Regions from separate parts of the Homo sapiens genome. Here regions 1 and 2 are each linked to region 3. A link is a loop called in an ENCODE intact Hi-C map of the cell type or tissue named here. Cell type or tissue: heart right ventricle. All regions are shown on one strand.

What was found. Peaks named below come from ENCODE experiments on the same cell type or tissue, not always from the same donor. Only the 100,000 strongest peaks of a DNase experiment are listed, where the experiment ranks them.
Region 1: it touches region 3 in a loop (9-fold over the local background); 23 of 110 quality-filtered maps call a loop at or near these places.
Region 2: a loop joins it to region 3, with 5 times the contacts of the local background. A loop is called at or near these places in 30 of 110 quality-filtered maps.

Annotation. Positions count from the first base shown.
Region 1 is chr20:61,117,834-61,125,833 of GRCh38, forward strand. No RefSeq gene overlaps it. Among named protein-coding and RNA genes, the nearest start is that of LINC01718, 43 kb to the left of the region's middle. RefSeq lists an enhancer at 5,312-5,957. In heart right ventricle, a CTCF peak has its summit at 3,009 (motif pointing left); a DNase peak (open chromatin) is centred at 2,982; H3K27me3 peaks cover 1,639 bases.
Region 2 is chr20:60,202,111-60,210,110 of GRCh38, forward strand. All of the region lies in intron 3 of MIR646HG (MIR646 host gene), which reads left to right. Among named protein-coding and RNA genes, the nearest start is that of MIR646HG, 68 kb to the left of the region's middle. In heart right ventricle, a CTCF peak has its summit at 4,275 (motif pointing right); no DNase peak of the experiment used is centred here; H3K27me3 peaks cover 692 bases.
Region 3 is chr20:60,053,020-60,061,019 of GRCh38, forward strand. It overlaps LINC02910 (long intergenic non-protein coding RNA 2910), which reads left to right and starts at 2,906. Exons shown (of 4, transcript NR_161293.1): 1 at 2,906-2,989; 2 at 5,888-5,967. RefSeq lists enhancers at 4,594-4,643, 4,654-4,833, 4,929-5,730, 5,437-5,686. In heart right ventricle, a CTCF peak has its summit at 4,544 (motif pointing right); DNase peaks (open chromatin) are centred at 2,942, 4,542, 5,592, 5,672 and 1 weaker place; H3K27ac peaks cover 2,283 bases.

The sequences.
Region 1 (8,000 bases), 1.1 Mb after region 3:
CACGGCCCAGGCCCCTGCAGGTTCCACCCAGGCCCCTGCATGACTCAGCAAGCTGGTCTGGGGAGCTCCCTCCTTTGGGGCTGCCCCCCATGCCAGGGTCCACAGTAACATGCCTAAGTTCTCCCAGGGCTGGAAACAACCTCCGTGAGTCACGCCAGTGTTTGCAATCCTCAGCATGCTTGCTAGCAAATGTTTAACAACCAGCTCTCAAAAAAGCAAAAAAAAAAAAGTTTTTAAAAAGCCCCGATTTTTAGCATTTGCCAGTTTTCATAGTGTAAATCTTCCTGCCGTGGTCAACTTCAAGCCATCTATGTGACTTTACTGAATGTAACATTGGGAAGAGAGGTACAGCAGCAGACAGTGATGTAGTGTTTTACCATCCCCAGTAAAATCAATTCATAATCTTCACCACATAGATAGTAGCAAAATGTAGTCAAGTAATTAAAAAGTTATACATTTTTGAGTATTTATGACCTTTCTTTTTAATACGATTTGTTTACTTGTAATTTTATATCATTTAATGTTTACAATGTCTGTGTTCAACAACCAGTGAGCACAACCCCTGCAAATTTACCATTTGGCTCTCCTGAGCTTGGAGGAGAGGCTGCCGCACACCCTTGGCTCTGGCCGCCCAGGCTTTTCTTAGCTGAGCTTCCACACCCTGACTGTGGTCCAGTCCTCTCGCTTCCAGCCCATGCCTGCTTTCAGATGCAGTCTGTTCCCAGCTGCCCAGTGTTTGGACCTCCAGAGGCTCCATCCCAGGGCCTCCCTCCAGCTCCAACATCCTGACTCCTCAGCGCCCACGTCACCTCGCTCATCACCAGAACCACTTCATCTGTCTCATATCCTGTGAGGCAGACACAAAACAATGACACAGCGAAGAACCTGGGCTGGAAAGTCTGGCAGAGTCGGGGTGAATCCCAGCTCTGCCCTTTCCCGCAAGTGACCCACTTCCCCAGCATCTGCCTACACACCTGCAACAAGGGAGAGAGAAGAGTATCACCGAGGGCTGTTAAACAAACCAATTCACGCAAAGGGGCTTGGCCCAGTTCTCATCACCTAATAAGTGCCCCATAGAAGATGCCATTAATACTCACCTCCTGCCAGATTCCAGCCAATGCTGGGGACAAAGGCAAACTCCAGCACAAAACCCTTATTTCCTGCGGGCGGTACCTAACAGCCCCTGTGTTTCCATGAAGTTAGCAGCTGCAGCCCTTCTTCACCACAGGCTCCTTCTCCTCCAGCACCGCTGCCTCTCTCCTCAGAGCCACCAAGCCTCAGAACAAGGCTCTGACAACCTGCAGAGAAGGACTTTTCTTGGTTTGCATTGTCTTTGAGCTTTGACTTTTTAACAGAATGGGGGTCATTTTGAGTCAATGTTTTGACATTCCTCTGGAGTTTATTTCCTAGCTCTAATGGTCATATTTGGTAGAGGAAGAACTCTTAAAACTCAATGGTAAGAAAATAATCCAATTTTTAAAATGGGCCAAAGATCTTAAGAGACACATCACCAAAGAGGACAAACATGTGGATGTCAAACGGCACATGAAAAGATGCTCCACATCCTACGTCATCAGGGAAATGCCAATTACAACAACGAGATGCCACCACACAGCTGCTAGAATGGCCAAAGTCCAGAACACGGATGACACCAAATGCTGGCAAGGATGTGGAGCAACAGAACCCTCACTCATCGCTGCTGAGAACGCAACATGCGACAGCCACTTGGAAGACAGTATGTTGGTATTTTGTAAAACTAAACATACTCTTACCATACGATCCAGCAATCGCCCTCCTTGGCATTTACCCAAGTGAAGTTTGAAAACGTATGTCCACATAAAAACCTGCACACAGATGCTTATAGCGGCTTTATGCATAGTTGCAAAAACTTGGGAGCAACTAAGATGTCCTTCAGCAGGTGAGTGGATAAACAAGCAATGGAATATCCAGACAATAGAATACTACTCAGGGCTAAAAATAAACGAGCTGTCAAACCAGGAAAAGACATGAAGGAAACCTACATGCACATTCCGACGTGAAGGAAGCCACGCTGAAAAGGCTATACACCCTAGAGTTCCAACTACATGACATTCCGCGAAAGACAAATCTACACAGACGATCTAAAGATCAGTGGTTGCCAGAGGTCAGCAGGAGGGAGGCATGAATCGGCAGAATACAGAGGGCTTTTAGGGTAGTGAAACTGCTCTTTATGATACTATAATGGGAGATACATGTCATTATACATTTGTCCAAACCCGTGGAACTTACAACACTAAGTGAGCCCTAATATAAACTGCAGACTTTGGGTGATTACAGTGTGTCTGCATAGGTTCATTGCTTGTTAACAAGTATACCATCTGGTGGGGGATGTTGATAACAGGGGAGGCTGTGCGTATGTGGGGGCTGGGACTATGTAGGAAATCTTTGCACCTTCTGCTCAATGTTGCTGGAAACCTAAAACAACTCTAAAAAAATTAATTCTTCAAGATGACTAGGAGCAAATTCCAAATGCCTCACCACAAAGAATGGTAAGTAAGTGAGGAGACGAATATGTTAATTAGCTTGACTTAACCCGTCCACATTGTATACATCCATCAAAACATCACTTTGTACCCCATAAATGTTCATTAAAAATAACATTAATAAAAAATAAAGTCTTAAGCAAACAAATTATCTCTATGCACACAAGAAACCAGGACCTCAGCACCCAACACTCCACCTGTTTCAGTTTTGCTTAGTTTTGTAATTCACTGTACTTAGTCTTTATTTTGATTTCACCTATTTGCTGTCTGATATGGTTTGGCTGTGACCCCAGCCAAATCTCCTCTTGAATTGTCATGCCCATAATCCCCACATGTCTAGGGAGGGGCCCAGTGGGAGGTGACTGGATCATGGGGGCGGTTCCCCCATGCAGTTCTCATGATAGTGAGTGAGTCTCAAGAGATCTGATGGTTTCGTAAGTGTCTGGCGTGTCCCCTGCTCGCACTTCTCTCTCCTGCCACCTTGTGGAGAAGGTCCTTGCTTCCCCTTCACCTTCCACCCTGATCGTCAGTTTCCTGAGGCTTCCTCAGCCCTGTGGAACTGTGAGTCAATTAAACCTCTTTCTTTATGAATGACCCAGCCTCAGGGGTTCCTTTATAGAATGAGCCCTTCTGCAACCACCCAGCAGGAGGCATTAGACGGCCCCAGAAATGAGCAGTAACACACTTTCCCACCATTTCCCCAATCGCTTGACAGCAAGATTCAGACCATCACCCGGGAGAACTTAGAACAGCCACCCCCACAGCAAAAGCTACACCTTCCAGAGGAAGAGCATGAAGTGGCTTCTGTTGAGAAAGGCCATGGCTCCCTGACCTGGCCACCTTCCCCGAGTTACAGCACAGGCTCACGGTCTCACCCTGAGTGACAGCCCTGGGTGATTCCAAACAGGCCTGACGCTCTCCAGGACCCTGACACGGATCTGAACTACACAGAGCTATGGTGATCCGGCCGGCTCAGGGGCTAACCAAAGTGATTCCAGGCAGAGCAGCCGGCACTTGCTACCTGGGGTGATAATGCGCACCTTGGAGAATGTCCTTAATGAAAATGTTTAGAAATCAGATCCAGCCAGAGGACCCCCCAGAAAGCACTTTCCTCCAGGACAGCATGACCCCTGTCCTGGGCTGCGGAAGGAAAAGCAGGGGGTTGAAAGGGCTCAGGCGGGAAGCCTGGCTTCACCTGAGGAGGGGCCACATCCTGCCAAGGACAAACTTTGCCTTGTGTACCTTATTTAATTTTGATCCGGATACAATCAGAATGATACAACACGGCCAAAAGTCTGGTTCTCCTTGGAGATGTTGATCTCATTAGCAGGACACCATCACTCACTCAGCAAATATTTACTGAGCAGCTACTATGTGCCCAGCAGATGCTCACTGAAGAGGCAGCCGTGCCACAAGCAGAGTGAACCTCTGGCTTTATTGCACATCCATGCCCTAGGAAAGAGACAACCCAAGCAAAGCTGCACAGCCTGTCGCACGGGGAAATGTGCAACAAGGAATAATAAAGCCAGGCTGGGGATAAAGTGTGATGCTCTGAGACTCACGTGGTCACTTTTTGTGTGGCTTAGCTTCCAGTGCCCGGCCCTGTTGCCCACAGCTGGACCTCCGCCCCGCAGTGAGTAGTTTTGCTTTGTGTTTGGAAGAGGGAGCAGAGGGCAGGGTTGAAGAGCACTGTGGGCGCTCCATCAAGCGAGAGCAGGTCCGTGCCTGTGCTCTACACGCTGACCATTTGAGTCTCCGGCCACTGCTGTCACAAGCCACCACAAAGGGAGTGACTTACAACAATGCAAATTTATTCTCTTACATGCTCTGGATGTCACATGTCCAAAATCAAGGTGTGGGCAGAGCTGTGTTACATCGGAGGCTCTGCAGGAGAATCCGTTTCCTGCCTTTTCCAGAGTCTAGCGGCCGCCTGCACTCCTTGGTTCCTGGCCTCTTCCTCCATCTTCAAAGTCAGCATCTTCCAATCTCTCCCTGACTCTGACCTTCCTGCCCCATCTCATAAGAACCCTATGAGGACACTGGGACCACCTAAATGATCCAGGATGATGTCCCATCTCAAGATCCTTAATCCCACCTGCAGAGTTCCTGTTGCCAAGTAAGGTGACATCGTCATGGGTTTCAGGGATGAGGATGTGAACATCCTTGGGAGATATTTTTTCAGCTGACTACACTGACGCTGACCCCAGAGAACCCTCTGTCTAATTAATTGAAATTCCACATCTGGAAATATCATCATGTGTACACACTTATGCTCCCTTTGTGGCAGGGACAAACACATTATTATTTAGGGAATTTATTGTTTTCCTTGCCAAAAGGTGTTTTGTTTTGTTTTTTAAGTAATCATTTAGGAGTTGTACATTTTAGCAACAAGGAGAATGAAAATGGTTGAAACGGTTAAACTTGCTCGTTTTTTTTTTTAGTTGTTGGAGAATTCTTTGGGGTTTTGAACTTTCTAGAGTTTTCTCTCGGGAAGATTTCTGAAATAGAAACTCCTGTTCGTAAAATTACTTGGACCGAGGGCCACCTTGGTGGATCTGGGGGAGGATGGACTTGAGCTTGTCTTTGTGTGTCTCACTGTAAAGCGGCTTGATCTTAGAGTACACCGTCCCAGTGAGAGCCTCAGTAATCAGAGAGGGAACACTGTGAAACCCACCTTGTTTACACCGTCACCATGATGACGGCCTACATGATGGCTGCTTTGACTCTGGGGAGATGCGAAACATCTTCACAAAGCATCATTAACCTCCGCGCAATTGGGTGAGCTGCCAGGAGGGAGAAGCCAGCAGGCAGGAGTTAGAGGGATGAGGAGTAGGAAAAAAGGCATGCAGGGGAGGGGACGACGTGCTTGGGCACAAATGGAGTCAGTACCTGATCCCTGGAAAGGGGACAGGAGAGGAACAGAGCAGCCACCCTGCACGTCCCTCCAGCCCAGGAGTCCCAAGTGACAAGTGGTGAAGGAAAAACACACAGAAGCATCAGGGACTGGAGTCCTGCCCTCTCGTGCCAGCCCTGACTGAGGCGGGAGTGGCAGCACTGGCCAGGGTGGGCCCTGCCCTCCCGCCTGGATGCAGAGTGGAGCCTCCAGACCACACTTGACAAGGACCTCAGGATGGCCTCGGGGCAGGGCGGCAGGGCTGGAGGAGACAGTGGATCACATCAAGGCCACAGGCAGGGGGAAGCTGAGGCTCAGCCCTCCCTGGCTCCAGGGCAGAGGGTAGAGAACCTGCTGGACTCTGGGCCTTGTTTCTCCCACCAGCCAGTCCCGCAGAGGCTGCCCTGACCTCACCAACAGAAAACACCAGGCCAGGACCTTGCATTCTCATCTGCTCTGTGCCTTGCTTCACTTGTGAGGGGGGCGCAGCTCCAGATGGGGGTTCCATGGGCACAGTGTGGAGAAGGGCACTCAGGGCCTGCTGAGCCTCCAGAAATGCACTGAGCTCAACTGGGGGCCCTCGTGGCCCAGGAGCCTCTGGCCTTCTAGGCTCCAGCCACCCATGCTGTGCCGGGCTCCACGGAAGGCATCTCCCAGGCAGGAGAGTGGCGGTTCGCAGCAGGAGCTTAGAGGCAGGGCTGGCTCGGCCACGGAGGTTCTGAATGTAAGGCAGCCCAAGGAGACCGCCCAAAGGAAGGGGACACTGGGGGAGGCAGTGACAATACCTGCCAAGATCCTTGGCCACACACCCATCCCTGCAGAGCACTTTACATGGACGCTTTCCTCTCCGGGACTGCTGCAACAAAGGCCCACAGACTGGAGCATAAACAGCAGGGCTGCATCGTCTCACAGTTCTGGGGACCAGGGGTCTGAAGCCAAGGTGTCTGCAGGGCCGGTTCCTCCTGCGCTGTGAGGGAGGCTCCGCTCCAGGCCTCTCTCCAGCTTCCAGTAGTTGCTGGCAATCTTTGCTCTTCCTTGGCTTGAGGAAGCCTCACCCTGATCCCCACCTTCATCTTCACATGGCGTTTTCCTGTGTGTGTTCCCCTTAATACAAGCGAGTTTCCCCTTGTATTAAGGACACTGGTCATATTGGATTGGGGCCCACCCTAGTGACCTCGTTTTAACTTGGTAAAGGCCCTGTCTCCAAATAAGGTCACATTCTGAGATGCTGGAGGTTAGGACTTCAACATACAAATTTTAGGAGAGCACAATTCAACTCCTAACAATAGAACCCCTCCTGTAATTTTCAAAACAGAAAATATTATTTTCCCCAATTTATAGATATGGAAATTGAGGATTTAAAAAGATTCAATAATGTGCTCAGGGCTATGTACCCAGTTAATAGTGGAGCCAGGACTGAGATCCCAGTGAGGCCCAAGCCTAACTCTGCTAAAATATGCCCTAAACTGTAGCTTAACATCAAAACACCCTGAGTTATAATCAACCTACATTTCCAAAAAATAGCTGGCGATCCCCATCTTTGGCAAGATGGCACCTCATCCGCCAGGAAGGGCTCTGGTGGGGAGTCCCAGAGGTCTGCCAGGTAATGAGAAATAGAAGGGGATTAACCTGGATTTCTGAGAACCCCGAATGGAAGCGGCACAGAGGCTGCAAGTCCAGGTTTTAAGACTCAGAGGATGTTTGAAAACGAAGACTCTGCATATCGAGGTCCCTGGGGAAAAGGGGGGGAGATGCAAATGTGTCTCTGAGTGTACTCCAGCAACAGAAAGGGATTAATTGGGATATTTTTGGTTGCAAGAAATAGAAGACAACTTGAGCTAGTGTAAGCCAGGAGAAGGAGGGTTCATACAAAGGACCCCGCATCTCATGAGGCCCAGGTCAGAGGCGCAGGCCCAGGAAAGGGGTGGCGGGCAGAAAGAGGCAACACCACCAGCCTCTCTTAGCTTCCAAGCCACGCTTGGCCCCTCTGTGGCTGTCTCTGCTGCCCATTCCAATGGCGGTACGCACCATGGCCCCTGGTCCCTCAGTCGGCGTCCTGTTGTGCTGGAGAGACACTTATACAAGAATCCCTCAGAGCCAGGTCCAAATTCCCAGGACACAGAATCTGTCCCAACTTGGATCGTGTGTTCACACCATGGTCCAACCAGCTGTGGCCAGGTGTGAGATCAGGTGGTGGGAATATGGCAAATGGGCCCCACCAGGGGGAGGGGAAGGAGAAGGGTGACCAGGTATGCTGAGCCAAGACCCCAAGAAGCCCCTTCCCCGAGGGTTAAGACAGGAAAATCTAGGCTTGGTTTTCATATTCAAGGAGGCTGAGTACAGAACAAGGGAACCATGACAAGAAATTGGAGACCCACTCTTTGTTTAAAAACAAATTGGGGGGTTGGGGAGAAGGAGCTTTGTTCTCCACAAATCAAACATTTCAAACCCTGCAGGATCCGGCACTGCTAGAATCTTCTCCAAGCCGGGCCGCCTGCTTCTCTACCGGTCTCTTAGCAACTAAATACCTGACTAATACTCAACTTTTCCCAGGGCTTTAAGAGCTGCAAGATATTAATTCCAAG
Region 2 (8,000 bases), 150 kb after region 3:
GTCCTGATGTCTGCCGGCACTGCTGGGCAGAGGAAGGGCTCCTGTGTTATAGGCAGCTCCCCCACAGGCCCCTGGGTTGTCCTGACAAAGGAGAGGATGGCACCAGTCGCAGAAGCTGCCTGCCAACTCTCACAGTTGTTCTGGGCAGATAACTCCGTCCTGACAAGCCTGACTTGCCCTAGAGTCTCTCCAAAGCAAGGGCTGTGGCTGCAGGAGGGAGGGACATGGCTGCTCTGGACACCCTCAGGGTATTGTTCTTACGTGATCTGTGGACAAGCAGATTTGGTCCTTTAAACTCTGCCTTTACCTGTGGGCTGCTATTTCCCATCCACAACCCTTCTTCACCACTGTGGTTCCACTTAGGTGACTGCAGACCTAAAGCCCTACTGGGAGCATTGCATTTTCCAGCTTTCCTCTTTCAGTCTGTAATTGTCTTAAATAATAACACTAGGTGCAGCCCCGAATGGATGGCGTGCAGGCTCCCAGGTCACTAAAAAGTGGGTCCTAAACCATAGCTTTCTTTATGCCAGCTGTGTGTCTTTGGGAGAGAGGCTTACATTTTTGTTCCAATCTTTTTCGTTTTTTGATAAACTTTTTATTTCAGAATAGTTTAGATTTATAGAAAAACTACTAATACACCACAGAAAGCTCAACTGTCCCCATTATTGACAACCTACATCAGTATGACATATTTGTTATAATTAATCAATATTGATGCATTCTCATTAACTAAGGTCCAAACCTCATGTGGAGTTCCTTATTTTTTCCTCTGTGATGTCCCTTTTCTCTTGCAGGTGCCCATCCAGGACCCCACATGACAGCTAGTCATCATGTCTCCTTGAGAACCTCTTGGCTGTGACAGTTTCTCTGACTGTCTTTGTTTTTGATAACCTTGACAGTTTTGAGGAGGGTCCGGTCAGGGTTTTTGTAGAATATCCTTCAGTTGGGATTCATCCAATGTCTTTCTCATTGTTAGACAGGGAACATGGGGAGGCCTGTTCTATTTTCTTTTCTGATGGCTGACATGTAGTGAGCATCTGCTCTGATCTAGCACAGTGCTGATCACTGCTCCTGGATGATCTCATTTAATCATTACAAAGCAAACACCACATAGATATCATGATTAAGCCCATTTTACAGATGTGAAAAGTGAAGCACAGCAAGGACTAGTACCTTTGCTAAGTCCCGACAGCTGGGAAGATGGACAGCCGGTGGTGTTAATCGGAGTCTAGAGAGAACCAGAGATCAGGGATGCCAAATCCTCCTAGGATGCAGGCTAGAATGGAATCTTGATCATAAAAAACTTGCCATTTATTTGTGGCAGGTCTATGAGCTCTAGTTTTAAATTTTGTCAACTCCTACTGGCTTGAGCAAGACGTTTGACTCGAGGCCTGTAGCTTCCTAGGCCTGGCAACCTCCCACCATAGAAGGCCCTCCAAGGCCAGGGAGCCTGGACCTCTGTGGGCAAGAAGGTGTAGATGCAGCAAGCCTGGGCAGGGATGGCCTGATGAGTCCCACCCCAACTATGAAAGGAATTTGCAGGAGAGCTGGAAGGACAGAGGAGTTCAGAATTTAGGTGGGAGTGATGTCTAGTGTGGGCAAAAGGTAGCAGGGGAGGGGAAGCAAGGCAGCCTCGGGCCGTTTCACACAAAGGGTGGGTGAGCCCGGCCAGTCTGCAGCAGATATTCAGCCACTGCCCCTGCCCCAGCCCACTCATCAGCTCGTGGCTTCATCATGCTGTGGGATCCTGCAAACTACATTTCTCCTTTGGGTCCTGACAACAGGCAGGAGGCTGCAGGGCTCCTTTGTGTTCGGGTGTCCCCCAGCTGTGGGCTCCAAGCTCTACTTCTTCCAACACCCCAAAGCCAGCCTCGGGGGCCTGTGAGGCTCCTGTACACAGTGGGCCGTGCCCTCTGCTCTGTCCTCCCAGCTTCTAGGTTCTGATGGCTAACAATGAACATTTACTAGTTTAGTGTTGCCCTCAATTCAGTCTTTTTTTTTTTTGAGGCAGAGTCTCACTGTCACCCAGGCTGGAGTGCAGTGGCGTGATCACGGCTCACTGCAGCCTCCACCACCCAGGTTCAAGTGATCCTGCTGCCTCCACCTCCCCAGTAGCTGGGACTACACACAGTCTCACACCACCATGCCTGGCTAATTTTTGTATTTTTTGTAGAGATGGGATTTCACCATGTCACCCAGGCTAACCTGGAACTCCTGGGCTCAAGTGATCCTCCCGCCTTGGCCTCCCAAAGTGCTGGGATTACAGGTATGAGCCACCACGCCCAGCCAGTTCAGTTATTTATGTACCACCCTATGGATGGTTTTCAAATCCTACACTGCAAGTCAATTCATTCTTTTAAATATAAACATTTAAAATTTAAAGGTATGTATTTTTAAAAGACACTTCATATTTTTATTATCAGTGAAAAACGAATGTCTTAATTTGTCTTAATTTTTAAAAAATGCACGGCAATTAAACAAGTGTTTGTCCTTGTACTAAAATCTGTCTCCCACCATTCACGATGGAGTAACAGCCTCTGCAAAACCCTGGGGTATTCATTCAAATGGTATTTATTGAGGACCTATGGATGCAAATGCTTTTGTAATTGCTCTGAGGAGTTTTACAAAGGTGACCCAGACCCTCAGCCACAGTAAACCAGGCTTTCAAGCCTTCCTCCCCCACCGCCTTTCCACCCACAATGACCACTCAAACACGGAGCTTGGAATCCTTTGAAATGCCTGGTGGAGCTGGCTCTGTCCCTGATGGGTATGGCTGGTGTGAGGAACTGGGGACATCAGGGAGAACGCAGAACTGAACTTGAATTACTCACATCACACATGAGCTGAAACCCCCAGAAGTTTAACAGGACATTATTCATTATAATTTATGGAAATATATTAGAGAATTTCCCAATGTAACTGAAAAGGTCTAAATGATATTCAAAGGAGAATATTTAATGACATGTTAGAAGGTACTACATTTGAGAGCTGTTTGTTAAAGTGCTCCCAATTTTGACAAACGTTTGTAGAAGTGTTTTTTTTTTTAAATCCTGAGGGAACAGAAGTAATAATGTGGGTAAAAACTTTGAGTAATATTTACAAATGACACTGGGAAAAATAAGAAAGCATCTGACGTATTTTCTCTTGTTTGCATAATAAAATCAGACATCACTGGCTTATGTACATAATTATCAGGACTCATCTTTATAAAACCAATAAGGAATGTTAAATCAAGAATTTTTGTTAGAATTTTAAGTTAAACAGATGGTAAAGACTTACTAGTGCCGATTCATCTAATAAAAAAAAATCTCAGGATAACTTCATCTAATTTCATAAAATCAAAGCAAATAGAGTAAGTGCTTTACCATTTTCTTTTGAGAATATATACGTGTATATGAATATATATGTGTGTGTATATGAATATATGTGTATATATGTATGTGTGTGTGTATATTGCATTAAGTACATTTACAATGCTGTGAAAACATAATCGCTACCCACTTCCAGAACTTCCTTATCATCCTAAACAGAGGTTCTGTACCCACTAAACAATAACCCCCATTTTCTCCCTCTCCTCAGCCACTGATTATCTCTATTCTCGCTTCTGTCTCTGTGAATTTGCCAATTTTAGTTACCTTACATAAGAGGAATCATACAATATTTGTCTTTTTGTGTCTGTCTTATTCCACTTATAATATCTCCAAGGCTCATGCATGTTGCAGCATGTATCTGCATTTCATTCATTTTTAGAGTTGAATAATATTCCATTGTGTGGCTATGTCATATTTTGTTGGTCTTTCTATCTATTGAAGAGCATTTGGGTTGTTTCCACCTCTTGATTACCGTGAATAATGCAGCCATGAATATGGGTATTCAGGTGCCTGTTTGAGTCCCTGCTTTTAATTTTCATGGTTATATCCCTAGGAGCGGAATTGCTGTGTCGTATGGTTATTGGATGTTTAACTTTTTGAGGAACCCTTTTGTCATACTTTTATGTCAAATGAATCCTTTGGAAATTGAATTTATCTGTACAGTTATGAGGCACAGTCCTTTTTAAATTTTATTTTAAAATCCAGAAGCATTTGGTTACCCACTAATACCTACTGAGCCCCTCCTGATTGCTAGGCTGGGTTCTAGATGCGGGGACTATGTAGAGAACAAAACACAGCCCTTGTTCTCGTGCAACTTATGTTCTAATGTGGGAGACAGAAAGCAAGCATGTGAATCTATGATGTCAGAGAGTAAGAAAGTCCTAAGAGGACACAGAACAGAAGAGGGCGATGGAGAGTCTCCCTGAGCTCCTGTCATCACTGGGTGGCTGGGGAAGGCTCCTGCAGGGAGGCATTGAAGCAGAAACCTCCACTGACTGAGGAAGCCATGGTGGGGGAAGCTGGAAGGAAAACATTCCTAGCTGGAGGCACAGCAAGTGCAAAGGTTTGGCAGAATCCTAGAGCGGCTGGAAGCCTTGTGGCTGCAGCCCTGTGAGGGAGGGTGATTAGGGGGAAGCTGGCTGGATCACAGAGGGGCTCCCCAGCTGTATCAGTCAGTCCTCATATTGCTATAAAGAAATACCTGAGGCCAGGCACGGTGGCTCACGCCTGTAATCCCAGCACTTTGGTAGGCTGAGACAGGAGGATCACCTGAGGTCAGGAGTTCGAGACTAGCCTGGCCAACATGGTGAAACCCCATTTCTACTAAAAAATACAAAAATTAGCTGGGCATGGTGGTGCATGCCTGTGATCCCAGCTACTGGTGGGGTGGGGAGCTGAGGCAGGAGAATCACTTGAACCCAGGAGATGGAGGTTACAGTAAGCTGAGATCGCACCATTGCACTCCAGCCTGGGTGACAGAGGGAGACCCTGTCTCAAAAAAAAAAAAAAAAAAAAAAAAAAGAAGGAAAGAAAGAAAAATACCTGAGACTGAGTAATATGTTTGTTTGTTTTGAGACGGAGTCTCACTCTGTCACCCAGGCTAGAGTGCAGTGGCACAATCTCAGCTCACTGCAACCTCTGCCTCCCGGGTTCAAGCAATTATCCTGCCTCAGACTTCTGAGTAGCTGGGACTACAGGCACCCACTACCATGCCCGGCTAATTTTTTGTATTTTTAGTAGAGAAGGGGTTTCACCATGTTAGCCAGGATGGTCTCGATCTCCTGACCTCGTGATCCTCCCTCCTGGCCTCCCAAAGTGCTGGGATTACAGGCTTGAGCCACCATGCCTGGCCGAGACTGGGTAATTTATAAGAAGAGAGGTTTCATTGCCTATGGCTCCACAGGCTGTAGAGGAAGCATGGCAGCATCTGCTTCTGAGGAGGTCTCAGGGAGCTTCCAATCACGGCGGAAGGCAAAGTGGGAGCAGGCGTCTTACAGGACAGGAGCAGGACCAAGGGGGTGGGGGAGGTGCTGCACACTTTTAAACAGCCAGATATCAGGGGATCTCACTCATGATCAGACCGGCACCAAGGGGGAGATTAGCCCCCATTATCCAGTCACTTCCAACTAGGCCCCAGCTGGGGATTACAGTTCGATATGAGGTTTGGGTGGGGACACAGATCCAAACCATATCATCAGCTATGTGAGAACTTTGGGTTTCTGGTTGAGGGCAATGGCAGGCCCTTGCCAGGTTTTGTGCTGGGAGTGAGAGGATCTGGTTTCTATTTTGAAAGGATCCTTCTGCCTGTTGGTGAAAATGACTGGGGAGGGCAGAGAGTGGAAACAGGGAGGCCCACTTGCTCTCTGTGTGGGACGGCACCCCTGAGAGGGCATTTCTTCCAGGCTTAGGGAGTCAGTGCATGAAGAGCACGTTGAAACCGGCATTTCAATCTGACATTGAAGTTGCTTTCCAGGAAATTACACTCTTTCAACGCCTACATTAGAAGGGCTATGTGGGCCGTTCACCTTTTGCCTTTTCAATTTCTCATCAAACTCATTGCCCAGTGTACTCCTGTCATTACGCACAAATGAGCACATGAGGAGCAAATGGCATCCACACCTTTGCCAGCATCTCGGCAGCTGAGTCCTCCCCACACACAAAAGATGCTAAAGAGGACGTATGGGTCAAGATGCTCCTCTCTAAGCTAGGACCCAGGAAAAATAGTCTGTAAAATTAAGTGAATGCCTTCTTTCTGTGTGCTTCTCTCATCCTGTTTGAAGAAAACCAAATGCGAAAGAAGAATTAAAGAAGAAATCTGAAAGACTTCCCACGCGGAACTCTGGGATGGTAACCAAACCCAACCTCTAACCTTAATGTGAAGAGTATCTTGGGTTGTAATAACAAAAACAAAACAAAAAAATTTAGATTTTTAAGCACTTTGTTTATCTAGTTTTACAAACTTAGGAGTTACATGTTCCTTATTAAAATTTATTGGTGGAGGAGAAGAAGAGAATAGAAGAGGAAAATATCAATTGTTCCGTTTTGAGTACATGTTTCTCTTGATTAGTGAAGGGTTATTTCCAAATTTAATATGAGATGTTGGTGATCTGACGTTTAACATTTGAAGTTACTTAGAGTAACTTATTTCCCCAAATTCAGTAATGCCAAGAAACACAATTAAGCTGATTAACTCCATGGAATGGGCCGTCTGTGCTGTTTAATCCATTTTGGGGATGGTGACCTCCGACACCACACTTTGGCATCAGTATTGATGACTTCGTACATTTCCTGGCCCTCTCTACACTGGGGAAGTCATGTAACCACAGAAATAGTATTTATTTTTCTTACATGTTAAATCCCATCCCAAATCATATGGGAAGAGCAAAACGACAGTGCAAATTATAATCCAAACGAGATAAAGTGACAACAGTAGACCAGGAGGTCTTGAAAGTTAAAAGGCAAATAAAATCAGCCACTCAGAGAAACGAAGCCAGAGCAAACACAGGCAAAGGTCCGGGAAGGGCAGGAAAGAGTCCAGAGCTGAAGACCTGGCAGGCGGGAGGGTGGAGGTGGGGTTCAGGGGCTTTGCCAAGCAGGTTACCTGAGGGTCTTCATTCGGGGAGGAGGCTCTTTCCATCTCTCCACAGTGTCAAGTAGGAGTGATATTTGCCTGAGGCCAAAGCGGGTAGTGAGGGCTCCAGGTCACAAAGCCAGTGAGTCAGTGACCTCCAGAGAGCCAGGGTGGCTCCCACACCCAGAAAACAAGATCTGTCAGCCAGCAGCAGCTGGCCCTGCCCCTGCCCACAATCTCAGAAAGCAGGCATCAATAAATGGACCAGGCAGGAAACCAGGGCGTTTAACACATAAAGATAAGCAAATCATCACACATCAGCAGACACTTGAGAGAAATCAACAGTGGGGTGCATGACTCCAAATGCATCCAACTGAAGAACCAAAATGTAACGAATGGGAATAACCCAGCAAACTGAAGAAAATGGAGCAACTTTAGGTACTTTGGAGAGATTCAAGTATGTAAAGCATCATCTATGATGTAAATGAATCCACCAGAGATCTAAGAAGTTAAAAATGGGATTATTGAAATGCTGTATTAAGCTCCATGCATGGGCTGAGTAGCAGAATGGATATAGCTAAAGCTTAAGGGATTCTTCTAGAATGCACCAACATTCTATGTGTAAGATAGATGAGAGAATGTAAGATAGATAAGAGGCATAGAGAATGAATCTCCACGATGGACATCTAGTTAAAGAATTCTGGGAAGGAAGAAAAGAGGCAATGTGGAGAAGGAATTGAAAAGAAAAAATCAGTGAAAATTTTCCAGAGTTACAAAAAGACACGTGTCATCATATTGAAGGTACCCACTGCATTGGGAGCAGGAGAAATAAGAAAGGCCTGCGCTGGACACATTGTGCTGAATTTTCAGAAAACCAAGGCCGAGTAGAATATCAAAAGCTCCCAGAAAGAAAAATGAGGTTTCTTGCAAAGAAACACAGTTCAGATCGGCATTAGACTTCTCACTGCCAGTGTCAGATGTTAGGAGATGATGTGGGACTTGGCAGTTCTGAGGGAAGCTGGCTTGCACGTAGGATCTTGTGTTGAGCCGAAATCACA
Region 3 (8,000 bases):
GGCTGCTTATATATGGCGGGAATGTGCTGGAATTTCTTTAGAAATCAGCACATTGGCTATTGAGGACTAGCTGGTGATCACAGGTATAGGTTTTGAAGTTAGATTGTCAGGATTAAAATCCAGGCTCTGCCATTGCTGGCTGTGTGGTCTTGAGCAAGTTACATTACCTCTCTGTGTCTCGGCTTGCCCATCTGTGCAATTTGGACAGTAAGAGTTCCTATCTCCCAGGCTTGTGGTAAGGATTAAACACGTTCATGTAATGATCAACAAGGTTAACTATGAACATGCTCACAAAGACACACATGGGCTCTTCTGGCGCAATAGGGACGTGGCCTGGAAGCTCACTGCCACGTGGCATTTGGGACCACAAGGGATCAGACCTCATCGTCTGTGCACAGATAGACAAGATCATAAAGAGGAAAAATTAGCATCGGGAAACTGGTTATTTATTTAAGATTGAAAGCGGGAGAAATCTGCCCTGGACATCTTCCCCTCTCCTCTGTTTGTTTTGTCTGCCAAACAGAGGCAGTACCCCCTCTCCACTCTATTTATTAATTGAGTAAACTCCGTGATCCTAAATGCAAACAAACATGGGGCCAGCACAAACAAGCACGTGCTTCCTGTACGCGCCACTTCTGAGTAGCAGCCCGAGCAACAGGTGGACTGGCTGGGAGACAGAAACGGCTGCAGAAGGCGCCTCCAGGATTTGGCGTGAGAGCCCTGCAAGGTCAGCCCATGTGCTCCTTCTTTGTTAGATTGTTTGTTCATTCATTTGTTTATTCATTCCTTTATTCAAGTGTTTAGTGAGAACTTCCATGTGGAAGACAAAGACCTAGCTCACAAGGGGTGCATGGTCTAGGGAGCTAGGTGTGGACAAAGAGCCACGTAGGATGTCAGTGCTGAGATGTGGCAGCCACGGGGAGCTATGGAAGGGGGCAGAAAGAAGACCCCAGAGCTCAGGGAAGGCCTGCAGGGCAAGTAGGGAGTTGTCAGCCCAGCAAAGAGCCAAGAGTGTGAGGAGAAGGTCTGCCAGCGCCTGAAGGGGAGAAGCCATGGTTCACCAGCTTCAAGAGTTGATACAGTTGAAAGCATCATCTCTCCATGGCCAACATCCTGGGCTGTGGCTTTAATTTGGGCATAGTGTGTGCCTGCAAAACCTCGGCTGTATTCAACCTAGTCTGCCATTGATGGAGTGAGAACTGCCCCCAAATTATTTACATTCAAATTTGGAAGCAACTGAAACCCAACAGTAGGAGATTCATTACAGTAATTCCATGGAAATGGAATAATACGCTGTCGTTAAAAGTGTTCAAATCTTTTATGGTTATGATAAATCTAATAATAAAATCGAGACAATATTAGAATATATATTTTAACATTTTCCTAGTTTTGTGAAAAAAGCCCCAAATATCTGTATGAGCCTAGATAAATGACAAGAAAGGAAAACAGTAAGATTTTTATAATGGTTATTGCTCAATGGTTGGATTTTTAAAAATACTCTTCTATAATTTCTAAATTTTATGCCCTGAGGATGTATTACCTCCATAGTCAGAAAAATTATGAAAGGTATTTAAAACCCAAACTGGCTTTGGGCATGCAGAATGCTTGGTTATTTCTGAAGTATAAAAATAACTCCCCCTCTGTCCCATCAGCACGCGTGTTGCAGGGAGTCTGACGTTGCTCGCTAAGTCTCTTTGGTCGTTTCATACTAATGCCCTTTGCTCCCCTGATTATCTCTCTGAGGTTGGGGCCGGGGGATGGGGGTGTGCTAGGCCTCCTGGATGTCTGTCTGCTGCCAAAACATCCTCTCCTGTCTCTGTCTCATTGGTGCATTTTGATGAACCTGTATTGCCTGGTCACTGCGCGCTAACCACCAAATTATGAAACATTTGTGCTGCAAGGGAGCTGAGAGATCCTTAAACTCAATGAACCATTAGGCATAAGACACACACACACACATACACACGTGAATACACACAAACACACAAACAGCTTGGCTGCTCTGGGTGAAGCATGTGTGTGTTTGGGGGAAATTTCCTTCCCCACCCGTGGTCGTCCATTTGCCCATGAGCAGCTTCCGAGGCAGGTCCGTGGACCCCAACGCTGTGTAACACCGTGTGAAAAACACAAAGGCTTGCAGCCCTCTCACTGCAGACGTGGGAACACGACTCTGTTTAAAACCCTTCAAAGCCCGCCTTCTTGCCGTGTGATGCTGCCTGGGCCAGCAGGGCAGGTCACCACGCTGTCTCTTCAAAGCAGCTCGCTCATGCCCACAGCGCTGGGCACAAGGGCAGCCACGAGCTGTTTGATTTCTGCGTCCCCAGCAGATGGCTTGGTGCACAGGGGCAGGGCTCGTCTGTCCCTCTCACTGCTGCGTCCCAGGCTATGTCTCCACCATGTAACTTCAGACAAGTTCCTCAGCGTCTCTGTGTCCTGGTTCCCTCATTTGTAACATCAGGATATTGATAAGGATCATAGTAATAGGGATGTCCTTATGGGGCCTCATGAAAATGAAGAGTTCTCTGTGATGTGCCTGGAACCACAGAGGGCAGCAAGTGGGAGCCACAGAAAGTCATCTCTTTATCATAGTTGTCATTGGTAACTATGACGGTTATCAAGGGCAGGGGTCTCCCACCTTCTGCATCCAGGCCTTGTCATTCCTTATAAAATTTTCTCCTTTCAAGGACTTTCAATGCCCTGAAAACGGAATGCTCCTCCCTGCTCCCCATCAGCTGCTGCAGAGCCCTGAACCCCTTGAACTTGCCTTGCTTAGTTCTTTCAGGGGCTGCCTTGGATGCCACCTCACTTCCCTCTTCTTGGCTCTGTGGCTGTCAGAGGGGCTGGGCACTGGGTTACTTCATCAGTTCCTGGGTGTTGATCGGCAGGAAACAGTGGTTTCCTGTTCATATCCTGCCTGAGCCTGGGCCGGGTGGAGGTGTCCTGCATGGAGTCTTGTGAAATCGCGTGGACTGCAACACCCAGCAGCGCGGTGAGTCCACCCTGAAATCCACAGTGACCCACGCGGCATGTGCTGGGAATTGAACGCTTGGGGAAAGAGCTGGGCTCCAGCGGATCAGCCCCGACCAAGTCGTTCCCACAGCTCAGGACCGGACGCTACAAGCCCACTTTGTAGCAGTTTGGCGGACGGCAAACTTTTGCAACACAGTGCAAAAACCATTTAACACCTTTAAGGGAATTGGAAATGGGTTTTTCATGTGTGGTGGTGCTGAAAATTGAGAATAATGACAGAATTATTAAAAACAGCCTTCTCGGCCTTAGACTCTTAATTGCCTCTGGTCTGTAAAACTGACAAATAAGCACTGTAGAAGCCACAGATGAAATATGTCGTCTTGGGAGCCCTGGAGAATTGTCTCTGAATTCTTTTGTTTATGGATTGTAGAAACTGCTTTGGGGGTAGTTGGATGTAGAAGCAGAAGGACAGAGTGGGGAGCTGGGAGCAGGAGGCCTGGGTTTGTCTCCTGAGTCTGTTTCCACTGGGGCCTGAGGCTCCCGTGTGAGGGAACATGAATGGGCCAGGCACATGGGCCCTGTGGGGTGACAGAGCTGTGGGCTCCATGGTGGCTCTGTGGGCAGCTAGCTTGGGGATGGCTGAGATAAAGACAAGTAGTTTTCCTTCCTGCAGGACTTCTCAGAGCCTTTAGTGTGGTTATAATGATAGAAAACAGTATTAAGTCCATACCCTGAACCAGAAACAATGCTAAAAGCTTTGCACTTGGCCTTTTTTTTTCTTTTTCTTTTATCAACATGTGTGAGGACGGAAGCTTAGGCTTACAGATATGGACTCATTGAGAGTGAGTGGACGTGTCTGATCTTTAACCCAGTTCTGTCTGACCAAAAAGCCTGTGCTCTAACCACTGTGCACCCCTGCCTGTCTGTCCTGTTGAGAGAACTGTAGGGAAAGCCTTGAGATTATGTATCCAGTGCTCCCCTCCTCCTGATTGGAAGATGGCAGCTCAGAAGGTTAGGGTGCCTTCTCCTGTCCTCCGAGTGGTTAGATGCACGTGTCCTCTTCTGTCCTCTGCTCTTCCCACATCCCTCTCTCTCTGGTGCTCTGGTGGAGCCCCTGGGATCAGGGGTCACAGGAGCACCTGGGCCATTTGCATGGTTGTTGGTAAAGGGTGTTCCCCCACCCCCCATTAAGGTGCCTGCCATCAAAGTGCCTTATTGCTTGAGTTCCAATCTCGGCTTCACAACTCTGTAGCTGTGTGACTTTGCACAATGTACTGAGCCTCTCTGTGCCTGAACATCCTTGTTTGTAGATAGTAAAGATAATTGTCCCTTACTCCTAGGTTTCACATTGAGTGTTTAGCAAGTTAACGTTTGTAACGTGTGAAGTCATAAGATGCAGGACTGGATGACTGCCCTACCCACAAGAGGCCTAGGATCTTCCCAAGTTGCACTACTTATGGGACAGGTCTGCCAAGCAGCCCTTGTGAAGATAAAGGTGGTGATGAGTTCCTCCCACAAAACAAGAGCCTCAGAGAGACTGGAAAATAACCCCCGGTGCCTTTTATCAACTGGCCAGCAGATGGCAGAAGCAAGCCAGGAACAGAGCTTGTGTGCGGCGGCTGTGGCAGCTACCTTTGAAAATCCCGTGGTGTTTGGTGGTCGTATTAAGAGATCTCTGGTGTAGGAGCATCCTTCATTCTAAGCAGGATTCTGAACAAACTCAGAACTGGCTTTGTGGCTGGTACCGAGGACCCAGGGGTCACGGCTGCTCCCAGTGGGTGCTGATGCCCATTTGTTTGTGCAAGTTGGTCCCCTGTAGGGAGGACAGATGGTCTGTCTCGGACTTTCTGGCCTGTGCACCAAGGCCCAGGGATGGAAGTGGGGCAGCATGTCCCCATCATTAAATAGGGCGTTCTTGATAATAATCCCATAAGGCCTAATGTGATGGGTGTGGTCAATCATTCATTCATTCTGTGAGGATTCAGTGAGCAGCTACTCCATGCCTCTAGGCTCTGAGGACGCAGCATGAGAAACACACGGAAGGCCCACGATGACCAGGGAGCTCGCCTTCCAGGGAGAGAGGAGAAAAATAAATGGTAGGGAGTTAAACACGACAAAGTAGAAAAGGGCCAGCTGCAAGAATGAAATTAAATAGGAGGCTGGTGGCAGGGGGGCAGGGAAGCCTGAAGCACCTGACTGCCCAGAACAAGCCGCACCTGTGAGGAGCTGGGAAGGGCACTCCAGGCAGAGGGAGCACCAGAGCAAACCCTGGGAGGGGGATGAGCCTCTTGTTGAAGAACTAGAAGGAGGCCAATGTGGCTGAGCAGAACACATGAGGCGGAAGGAGGAAGTGAGGGGCCCTGGGCCTGGCCACCAACCGGCAGATCAGGGGTGAGGACTCCACTTGGGAGAGTGTGAATGGCCCAGTGTGAATGACAAAGCAGTTTCATGCAGCTCAGCCTGTCTGGCTAAGTGCGCAGCCCTGAGGATTGGGCTCTGAGCGTTGCAGCCCTTCTGAGTCTGTGGGCCCCTCTCCCAGGAGGATCAGGTTGCCCAGGGCAGCTGGAAATGTCCTTAAGTGACTCCTTGCTGCTGCTGCCGCTGCGTCTTGCTGACATCATTTCCCCGCAACAAGCGCTGGTCTCCTGGGGCGGCTGCCCCCTCTCATCTGCACATCTAGCTCCCCTGCCAGGCCTGTGCTGTTTTCCGGGGCCTCACAGAGAAGCTCAGGCAGGTGGAGCCTCAGCAACAGGCGCCATCCTCCCCTTCAGCCTGTCGCGGCTCCTCCCTGGGGCATGCTTGAAAGCCCAGACATGTTCTTCACATCTGAGAAAGCAGTTAAACTGAAATTCCTGGCAGACTCAGGTTCAAATCCTTATTAGGCTGTTAAGTGAGAGGGGATTTCATTTCCTTGCAGCCGCCCTGGGTCCTGCCACTGAGCAGCTGTTGGTAGGCTCTGCTGTGAGGTCTCCTCTTCCGGCTTTCCCACTTCCCAAGGTAACCTGGTGTGGGGAGGAAGCCGGGGGCCTCTGGTGAATGGGAACCTGTGCAAAGAAGGAGCCGAGGGCAGGGAGAGGTGGGATAAGACCCAGCGTGGGGGCCTGAAAGTGAGGCCAGCAGAGAGTCATTGAGAGGCCCTCGGAGAATACGTTCTGGGGACGCAGTCAGGGAACACCTGTTTCCTGCTGTGTGACTCTCACAACCCAGCTGTGGACACACACGTATGTACATATATGCACACACAGGAACACATATGCACACACAGGAACACATGCACACATGGACACACATATACACACGATGAATACACATACAGACACACATTCATATATACACACATACCTATGTATACACATGTACACACATACACTCACATGCACATGCACATATAGACCTACAGATACATAAATGTACATCCTTATAGATGCGTACATATACAGTACACATGCATGTACTCACAAATACTTATGCCCACATCTACATATATGTATAATACATATATACACATATAGATATATACATATATACTCACATGTCTATGTATAAACACACACCTATATGCACATGCCTATACATATATGCACATACATGCCCACATACACCTATGTAAACATATACACACATCTATATTTAAATATGCTCATGCATGCATATATACACACATATATACACATTTATGCATGTGCATTCATGTACATATACACACATGCACTGACATCGACACATGCATGACACAATGATATAGATATACACACATATATACATGCATGAACACATCTATATGCATACATACACATATGTGGATATAGAAAAATAGCAGATATACACATACATGCACATATCTGTATGCACACATATATACATACAGATAAACACATGTACATTCATCTAGATTTCCACATTTACAAGTGCATATTGGTACACATATGCATACATATGTGTATGTATGAATCTTTTCTCCCTCTATATCACACACATACCTTTTGCTGAGGGCTTAGTATTTACTAGGTGCCAGACTCTGCTCTCTTAATATAAGGTCGCCCCAAAACAGACCCTGAGCTGAGGATTCGGGTGCAAGCGGCTAACATGGACGGTGATCCAGCAGCACCGTGAGGAAGTGGGGCTGAAACCTGGAAGGGAGCAAGGCCGGGGATTAGGGTGACCACAGACAAGGCCATCACTGAGGACCTTGGGGTTCAATTTCTCCAGTGGGGGTGTCTAAGCCACTATGTTGCGTCACGTGTCAGAATTGCCCTCTGGAGGACTGGAAAACTGGGTGTTGACTGCCACTTCCTGCTCCTGGCCATGAACTCCTGGTGCTTCTAGTTTGCCCAGCATAGGCCATGTGCTCCTGGGGCCAGCGAGGGTCCACAGGCAGAGGCTGGGGACCTGTGCTGCAGGTGATCGCAGGTGGGCCCTGGGCCACCACACGCTCCACACAGGTGCTGCCTCATGGGTCTTTCACAACAACCCCCGTTTGACAAGGAAGAATCTGGGGCTTGGGGAGGTCTATAGATTTGAGGGGTGTTATGGGCGAGGCTCATAGCAGAACCAGGTCAAGAATCAAGGTTGTGTGATTCTAGCAGGTAAGTCCTGACAATGACTGGCAAGTGTGAGCCATGCAGGGGCAGGACAGGCCTCATGAGTGGTGACAGGAGGTGGTTCAGGGTTGTTTTGCACAGCCAGGCATTCTTTGAAGGGCAGCTGCAGTGAAGGGCCTGGCTGCACAGCCAGCCTGCCTGGGTCCAGATCCCAGACTCACCATGTCCTGAGGGAGCTTGGGGGAACTGCCTGTTCCCTCTGGGCTTAGTTTCTCTTCAACACTAAGAAGACTCAGTTGAGTCATGTTCATGATGGAGTGCTTGCAACACCACCAGAGAGGAAGGGATTGTGAATGAGGCCGTCCTGGGGAAGCGCAGGTGTGTTGGGGTGGGCGGGTAACCAGGTATTGCGACAGGGGCACAAGGTGGCACTCAGCCTCCTTGTGTTTGTAGCAGACTTTTGAACACTAGACTTTCTGGTGGCACCTG